Linked DNA regions of Mus musculus: region 1 is linked to region 2. The links are chromatin contacts, found by POLR2A ChIA-PET in ENCODE. All regions are on one chromosome and are shown on one strand. The core of a region is the stretch at or near the end of the contact, and the rest is flanking DNA. Distances in the headings are between cores, read along the strand shown.

Region 1 (3,536 bases), core at 1,024-3,523, 260 kb before region 2:
ATCTCCCTTGAATGCAGGGATTAAAAGTGTGTGCTATTGCCAGCCGTGATGGCGCACGTCTTTAATCCCAGCAGTAGGGAGGCAGAGGCCAGCCTGGTCTACAGAGTTCTAGGACAGCCAGGGCTATACAGAGAAACCCTGTCTCATAAAGCCCAAAAAAGTGTGTGCTATTACAGTGATCTTATGCCATTTTTTTAAATTGAAGAAATCTTATAAATTGGACATGTGGCATGTAACATAGTCACAGCATAGGGGAGGATGAGGCAGGATATGAGGCTGGGAGTTAAGAGGTTACTGTGGACTACACAGTGAGTTGTAACGCAGCCTACACCACATAATGAGATCCGCCCCATAATGAGATCAATTAAAAAAAAAAAAAAACAACAACCAAAAAACAAAATGTCCTTTTCTGAGAAAAATAAAATAAAATGGGCAAAAAAGTTCTATCCAAAGGTTAATTTAGCCTACTACTCTTTGGAATTAGTATGTTCCTTTATCCTGCCTTGTGTTTTCAGTTCAATTCTAGCATCTATAGTCTTGAGCCTTATAATAAGGCCTAGAACAAACCAACTCCAAGGACACTTATATAAAAGATGATGACATCAACTTTAGAAGAAACTCAAGTGTTTCTTGGTTGACTATGCATTAACGTGCAAACATTAAAGCCAGAATGCTTATGTATATACAGCAAACTATCTAAGCGTTTACTGCTCTCTTTTGTTGAGTGAGCAACAGCCTCATTCATGTCCCTTCAGTCAAGCCGGCAAGCTGGTGCTAAAGTCTCTAAAAAAAACCCATCTCGCTAGTCTTTTAATTTTTACTGTTCCAAACCCTACGATACCAGTTTCTCCACAGTATGAGATTCTGTGCTGTCTGTTGAAGAGACGTCCTTAGCAGCTGTAGTCCGAATGAAACCTGTTTTAATGTATACTCACCGGCTGTTGACATCAGAGTCGAAACCTTCGCGAAACTCTTCTTCGCTCACTTCACAGCCCAGAACGTGGACCTGCTCCCCACTAAGGCAGAGATGAAGGAAATATATTGAAGAGTGGGGGTACCGGCTCCCTTTCCGGGAAGGAGAGGAGAAACTGTGGGCTAACTCACCGAAGTGCAGATTTCTTGATAAGAGCCTTCAGGAGACTACGCCCTTCCCACTCCACGGAATCTGGGGAGAGCCAAGGATGGGTGAGACCTACTGAGCCCTCAGGGCTCCGACCACGACTTCCACCCCTAGCTGGGTATCCATCCCCAGCGGGTCCTCCAGGCTCCCGCTCCTTCAGCCAAGCCCAAGGCTACCACCGCATGCCTTGATCCCTCACCTCGCAAAAGCACCAAACCACCGATGGCCAACAACGAGTCCAGCATCTCTGACGCCTCAGGACGCCTTCTGATGTCGTCACCACCGAGGAGGCGGGGCACTTACGATTGCTTCCAACCTTAAAGGACCGCAAAGTCCGGAAAGAGGAGCCTGGTTTTTTTATGCTCCGTATTCTCAGGGGGCTTACACGGAGGGGCCGCTCCAGAGTCTCTGTACACAGTCCTAGAGACAACATCCTTAATCTACTCTTGCACCATGACTGGAGCCAGAAGGGCCGTTGGAACAGTTATCAGTGGGATGGGGACAAGGACAGAGGTCTCACGAGCTCCAATCCCGAAGAAGGTTCGAACCTGGGAATAAATGATGTCACTCGGCCCCGCCCACACGGCGCCTGGCTTCTCTCCAGGTCCCGCCCCGCAGTAACCTAGTGCGCGTGCGTAACGCTGCACCCCGGGGTCAGAGCAGAGAGCTTTCCTTAACTTTCCCCTCCCTCCTCAGAATGAATTGAGGGAAACAGCAATCCCGGGGAAGTGAATACACGTCACTACCGGAAGTAATGTCAGAGGGGAAGAGGAGGAGGGAAGAGAGGAGGGAGCCCTTTGGGCGGTAAAATGGCGCCTGTCAGAGTGGGAAGCCTAGCTGCAGAGGCTGCAGCCCCGCTCCTCAGCGGCTAAGCGATCCTGACCTCGGGGAGGGGGAGGCCACTCCGGCCCAGCGATCCGTGCCCTTCGGCTCCCCCTCCCCCTCCTCCCCAGCTCCTGCGCCCAGGGGGCCCCCGAGAATCGCCGCGGCCCACCGCGCGCCGCCGCCGCCCCCGCCCGCCCCCTTCCCGGGGCAGACCCCTAGCGCGCCTGCGCAGAAGGCCACCCTTCGCTTCCCCCTTCCCCTCCCATCTCCCTCCCTCCCTTTTCCCTAGCCCCCTCCCCCACTGCCCCCTCCCCCAATTCTCCATCCCCTTCCCTCCTGGTCTCAGAGGACCCTGTCCTAGCCCGACCTGTTTCGGCCTGCAGCCCACGCGAAGTCGTCGGTGCCACTTCCCGCTCATGTGGGCCCCCGCGGGCTGCCCACGCCAGTCCCCCAGTTCCCGGTTCCGCTGGGCTTTCCCTTCGCTGGGGGTGGCTTTCTAAGCCACCCACTCCGTGCTCATCTCTGCAGCCTCTCCTGCCGCTCGGGGCCCCCGTTCCCCCTCCCTGCGGCGGGGGGCTGCCCCCGGGGGGCTGGCGGAGCTGGGCCGCGGGGGCCCCGGGGCCGGCGGTGCCGGGGTCATCGGGATGATGCGGACGCAGTGTCTGCTGGGGCTGCGCACGTTCGTGGCCTTCGCCGCCAAGCTCTGGAGCTTCTTTATTTACCTTTTGCGGAGGCAGATCCGCACGGTGAGTTTGCTTGGGTGCTGCCAGTGGTGGGGTCCTCTGTCCGCGGTGCTCGCGGAATTTTGGATAGTGCTGGGCCTCTGCTTTGGGCCTAGGAAGGGAGCCTTGGCCAGAGCTTTACCCGCTGGAGAAGTAGGACACCTTTAAGCAAGGTTCAGCCCTTAATAAAAGAACCATGATTTTTACTGGGTTTGCTTTCTTTCTTAATCTGCCTAAATGGGATAGGATTTGGCAGTTCTCGGGGGCTAGAATGGTGCTCTCCTTACGAAAGCTAGAGTTGTTGCTAAAGAAAGAAGAGGCCGGGAACACCTGTTTGCTGGTAGCCAGAACTATTGATATGGGCTTTGGAAAGACCCTCCTGTTGAAAGTCAGACTCCTTTGTCAGTGGTGTGGGTGGGTAGAAGGGCATATGGAGCAGGAATTGGAACTTGAGGAAAAGCCTTGGGTGTGAAGGAGCTCCTCCAAAAAGGCTCTGGAATTCTCTAGCTTGTGTGTATGGGCTTATTATTAAGACCCTGGGACAGAAAACGATGCTTTTCCAATAGGCATCTTTAGTTGTCAGATGCACATTAAAGTTGGGTGTCTCATTAGACAAGCTGGCTGTTAGCTGGAGAGCTTGCATCTGAAGGTGGGCATGTTTCTCCAGGCGACTCTAGCGATTATGAAGGGATACTTGGAGTGTAGAGACTGTTTGGATGAACCCAGGTATCTCTGGGTTCTCTCCCTCAAGCTTTTCTCCAAGGTAAACATTGTTTCAGCTACCATTCCTCCCCGCCGCCCCTGCCCCCAGCCCTGGCTGTCCTGGAACTCACTTTGTAGACCAGGCTGGCCTCGAACTCAGAAATCCA
Region 2 (3,582 bases), core at 156-2,655:
GTGGTGACATAAAGGTAGACTGAGACTGTCATAGAACCTGACCAACTAATTAGTTCAGAATGCATCCCCTGGACATGCCAGTTTCAAAGGATTTACATAAATAGCTAGGGAACTCTTATCATCAAACACAACCACTGAGTATCTGGGCACCATGAAAATAAAGTTCTCTGCAGGCCCTAGTGACCACTGCATTTCCTGATCTTCCGACCAACTGCCACAGTGACAGTCTCTCAGTCTTCAAGGAAATGCTAACAAAACTAGGAACAAAGTAGGAAAGATGCTGAGCTGGGAGTTCTGAGAGAGAACAATGGGTCAGGAGGAAGAAAGTTGCCCACCCTCCCCTTTCTCTGCCAGCCACCCTCCCTCACACTGTCCGTTCCTTGATGACACAGCTGATGTGATTAAGATCGTCCCCAAAGCGCTTCACAGCAGCCCTCAGCATCTCTATCTCCGTCTCCGTCCACTTGGCACTGTCGGAAGGGGAGAAGGGTGATAACAAAAGTGGAAGAGGGATGTGTGGAACCAGCCCACAGGCTATTCCGTCCACAGCCAGCAGCCTCTTCCCCCTAGTCTCTAGGGGCACCTTTCAAAGATTCATAAAAAGGACCTCCTTTTAAAAAAAAAAAAGCCCTGGGGACAAATCGCTGGCCACATGAAATTACATCCAGGGCCACTTGAAAACATCACTTCATCATGTAACAGCTTCCATAAACAACCCAACGGAAACCAATGAAACAAGTAGGGGCCTTACAAACACAACCCTTGAAAGATGTGTGGCAGCAGTTTGAGGGAGTCCACAGGGCTTGGGGTAGGTGGCAGACATTCTGTCGGTTTGCAGTGGAGGGCTGTGGCCTCGGTAGTCTCTTTACCTGTCATCCACTAATTCAACAATTACCACCTACACTGAGCTGGGCCAGGCACAGGGGAATTACTCTATCTCCCTGCTCTAGAGAGGGTCGTGTCTGTGACTTGAGTCCAAGCGTCTGATCTCGGAGTCCAGGTCCTAGGCTGGTCTCACGTACCCGGCAGGGGAAGAGTCCGAGACTGGATGCAGCTGCATCGTCAACTCCCCGAGCTTCGTGAAGGCGGCGCCGGCCGCGGAGAAGATCTCTCCAACCTGGGGGCGGAGCAGCATTACGGGGGGCCGGCAGCGCGCCGTCCCACCCCAGCCTCGGATCCGCCCGCCCCCCGCCCAGCGCGCACCAGCCGGGAGCCAGGCAGGGGGCCCACCCTCCCGTGGCCGCCAGGGAGCGCAGTCCGCGAGGGAGGTCGAACCTTGGTGGACGCTGACGTCATGGCCCCGCGCACCTCCTCACGGAGACGCTCCGCCGCCACCACCACCACGCGAGCTGGAAACCACGGAGAGCCCGGCAGCCGGCCGCTCGGGCTCCCGCGCAGGAAGTCCCGCCCTCCCTGCAGCTGATTGGCCGAGACCCGACCTCTCCCCAGTCACTCAAGGGGCCTCGCCGCGCGGAGGAAGACGAGGTGGAAGACGTTGCTTCACTTCCGGCTAGCTTCATTCCACTTCCGTCGGAGGGTCCGGACTCCTCGATGAGGCCGGTCTCAGCCCCTTCCAGCCCGGGCCCGCCCCTCCCTGAAAGCACAGACAGCAAGCTTAGGGGGAACCGCTTCTTTTTATTGTAGTTCAGAACGGGGCGCGGTCACCCTCGGTCTCCTCCAGAGGCTGGGCGCAGTTTTGCAGGGCCAGGGATGACGTCTCGCTAGGGTCACAAGTCCCAAAGGACGCCAGATGAGTGGGACGGAGTCTGCGGAGTCTTTAAATAGAGAAGGGGGCTGGGGAGGGAGAGGCGGACCGCGCTCTAGCGCACCATGTATTCCTTGCGCTTGTTGAGACGAACTTGGCAGAAGGAGAAGCCTCCGAGGAGGAGGTAGAGGCCCGCGGCGATGAAACAGTTGTAGCTGACTTGCTCGTACAGGTTGTATATGTTCTGAGGACCGTTCCTGAAGGTGGCGAGCGAGCAGGGAAATGTCAGCCATTCAGAGCATCCAATATGCAAGTTCTATGCATCAGACACCATGCTAAAGCACTTTAACTCCTATTAGTCTTCCCAAGAAGCATACCAAATGAATTCTATCATGGTAACCATTTTACAGAGGTAGACCAAGGAGCAGGAAGGCAAAATATTGGAAGAGGCCACATCTAAGCTGGTGGGCTTGGGTAGCCATGGAAACGTGGCTTGCAAGACTGCTCCTAAGTACATGCCTTTCTGTGTCTCTGTCTCTCGCGCTGGGGATTGAAACTAGGACCCTGCGTGCTGCCACCCAACTACTTTGTAGAGAGCAGCCCTCTTCTTGAAGTCCCCAACCTAGGGCCACAAATGTCCAGTCTTCAGAAGTGTCCTCCCCATAAACCCAAACCATGCTACTCCTCATCCACGCCCAACTCGCCCAAGTACCCGACCACTTACTCAAAATCTTTCTCTGTGAAGGGAACGTCCTCAATTAACACAGCAGAATGGACATTGAAAAATATCCCGAGCATTATCTGGAAGAGTAAGGAATAGATAGGTTGTCAAATTCTTACCTTACTTCTTTGGTCGCTCCCTAGGCTCCTCCCCTGTCTAATGTTGGCCCAACACTTGCGCCAGAGATGAACTAGAAAGGGCTAGTTGTATCTGGTGGTTGTATCTGGATTCGGACTCAGCCATGTGGAACAGGGCGTGAGGTAGGACCTTGGGAAGAGTGACTGGGTATAGGGAGGTATATGGCAAACAGCTCTCCGAGGCGCGTCATTATCATGGGAGCAGATGGAGATGAAACACTTCATATTTCTGGAAGTGGCGGCCTTGAGGGCCCTGGGGAAGCAAGGCCTCAGCTACCGTTTTCGGGGGCAAGCACACTTCACCCTCGCCTCCATTCAACTCACGCAAGTCTCAGGGACCTCGCTCTTGTTTACCTTGGGGAGTCCGCAAATTTGCCCGAGCTGGCTCCCATTCCCAGGGTCCTGCCCCAGCACCCTTTCGCTCCAGTTCCCCAGTTGTCTGGATCTGAGTTCCGTCTCGTTTTCCAGCGGCTATTTAGTCAGCCCCTTAATCAGTCTGCTGCTTCCTAAGGCTTGCGGTTCCTCGTGTCCCAGCCCTTCAACCCCAGAACCCCTCAGACCCGTTCGCGGGTTAGTCCCCTCACCAACATGATCACTCCCCAGGCGCTGAGGACGATGCCACAGGCGGCCAGCTTAGGCCCACAGCACAGGAGCGACGCCATGGAGGGCGGAGGTAGGGAGGGATCGCTGGAGACTGAGCGGAGCACAGAAGCCGGGAGAGGGAACCCTGGAAATGCTAGGACAGGAGCTGGATTTGGGGACTTGCGCGGCGCAGAGCGACGGGGGGGGGGGGGGGGGGGCGTGGCCTCGGGCGCCGACCACTCTGAGGGGTGACTTTCAGAAGATAACGCTGTGACGCGTGGTGGGCCAAGCTTGGGGAGAGGAGACACGGTGTCGGAAACAGAAGCAGAAACTCTACAAGTCTTGCTTGAACCGAGTGGCAGAAGTGTTGAGTGGTGCAGACGCTAGGGCCTGAGTGTTATCACTTGTCGCCTACCCCGGCTTGGAATGGAAGGAGC

The links. ChIA-PET counts read pairs that join two places held with the same protein, here RNA polymerase II (POLR2A).
Region 1: POLR2A ChIA-PET joins it to region 2 with 10 read pairs in Patski. The contact joins the promoter of Ctdnep1 here to the promoter of 0610010K14Rik in region 2. POLR2A ChIA-PET finds 5 or more read pairs at or near these places in 3 of 5 experiments (Patski and embryonic stem cell).

What each region holds. Positions count from the first base shown.
Region 1 is chr11:69,978,895-69,982,430 of GRCm38, forward strand. Ctdnep1 (CTD nuclear envelope phosphatase 1) reads left to right here and starts at 2,274. Exons shown (of 8, transcript NM_026017.2): 1 at 2,274-2,691. The coding sequence starts at 2,590. It overlaps Elp5 (elongator acetyltransferase complex subunit 5), which reads right to left and starts at 2,341. Exons shown (of 9, transcript NM_018740.2): 1 at 2,313-2,341; 2 at 1,320-1,668; 3 at 1,105-1,165; 4 at 936-1,016. The coding sequence starts at 1,365.
Region 2 is chr11:70,236,509-70,240,090 of GRCm38, forward strand. 0610010K14Rik (RIKEN cDNA 0610010K14 gene) reads right to left here and starts at 1,406. Exons shown (of 6, transcript NM_145758.1): 1 at 1,276-1,406; 2 at 1,023-1,117; 3 at 369-470. The coding sequence starts at 1,296. Rnasek (ribonuclease, RNase K) reads right to left here and starts at 3,344. Exons shown (of 3, transcript NM_173742.3): 1 at 3,148-3,344; 2 at 2,430-2,506; 3 at 1,615-1,962. The coding sequence starts at 3,225. The coding sequence ends at 1,821. It overlaps Gm40191 (a long non-coding RNA gene), which reads left to right and starts at 2,503. Exons shown (of 3, transcript XR_879979.3): 1 at 2,503-2,686.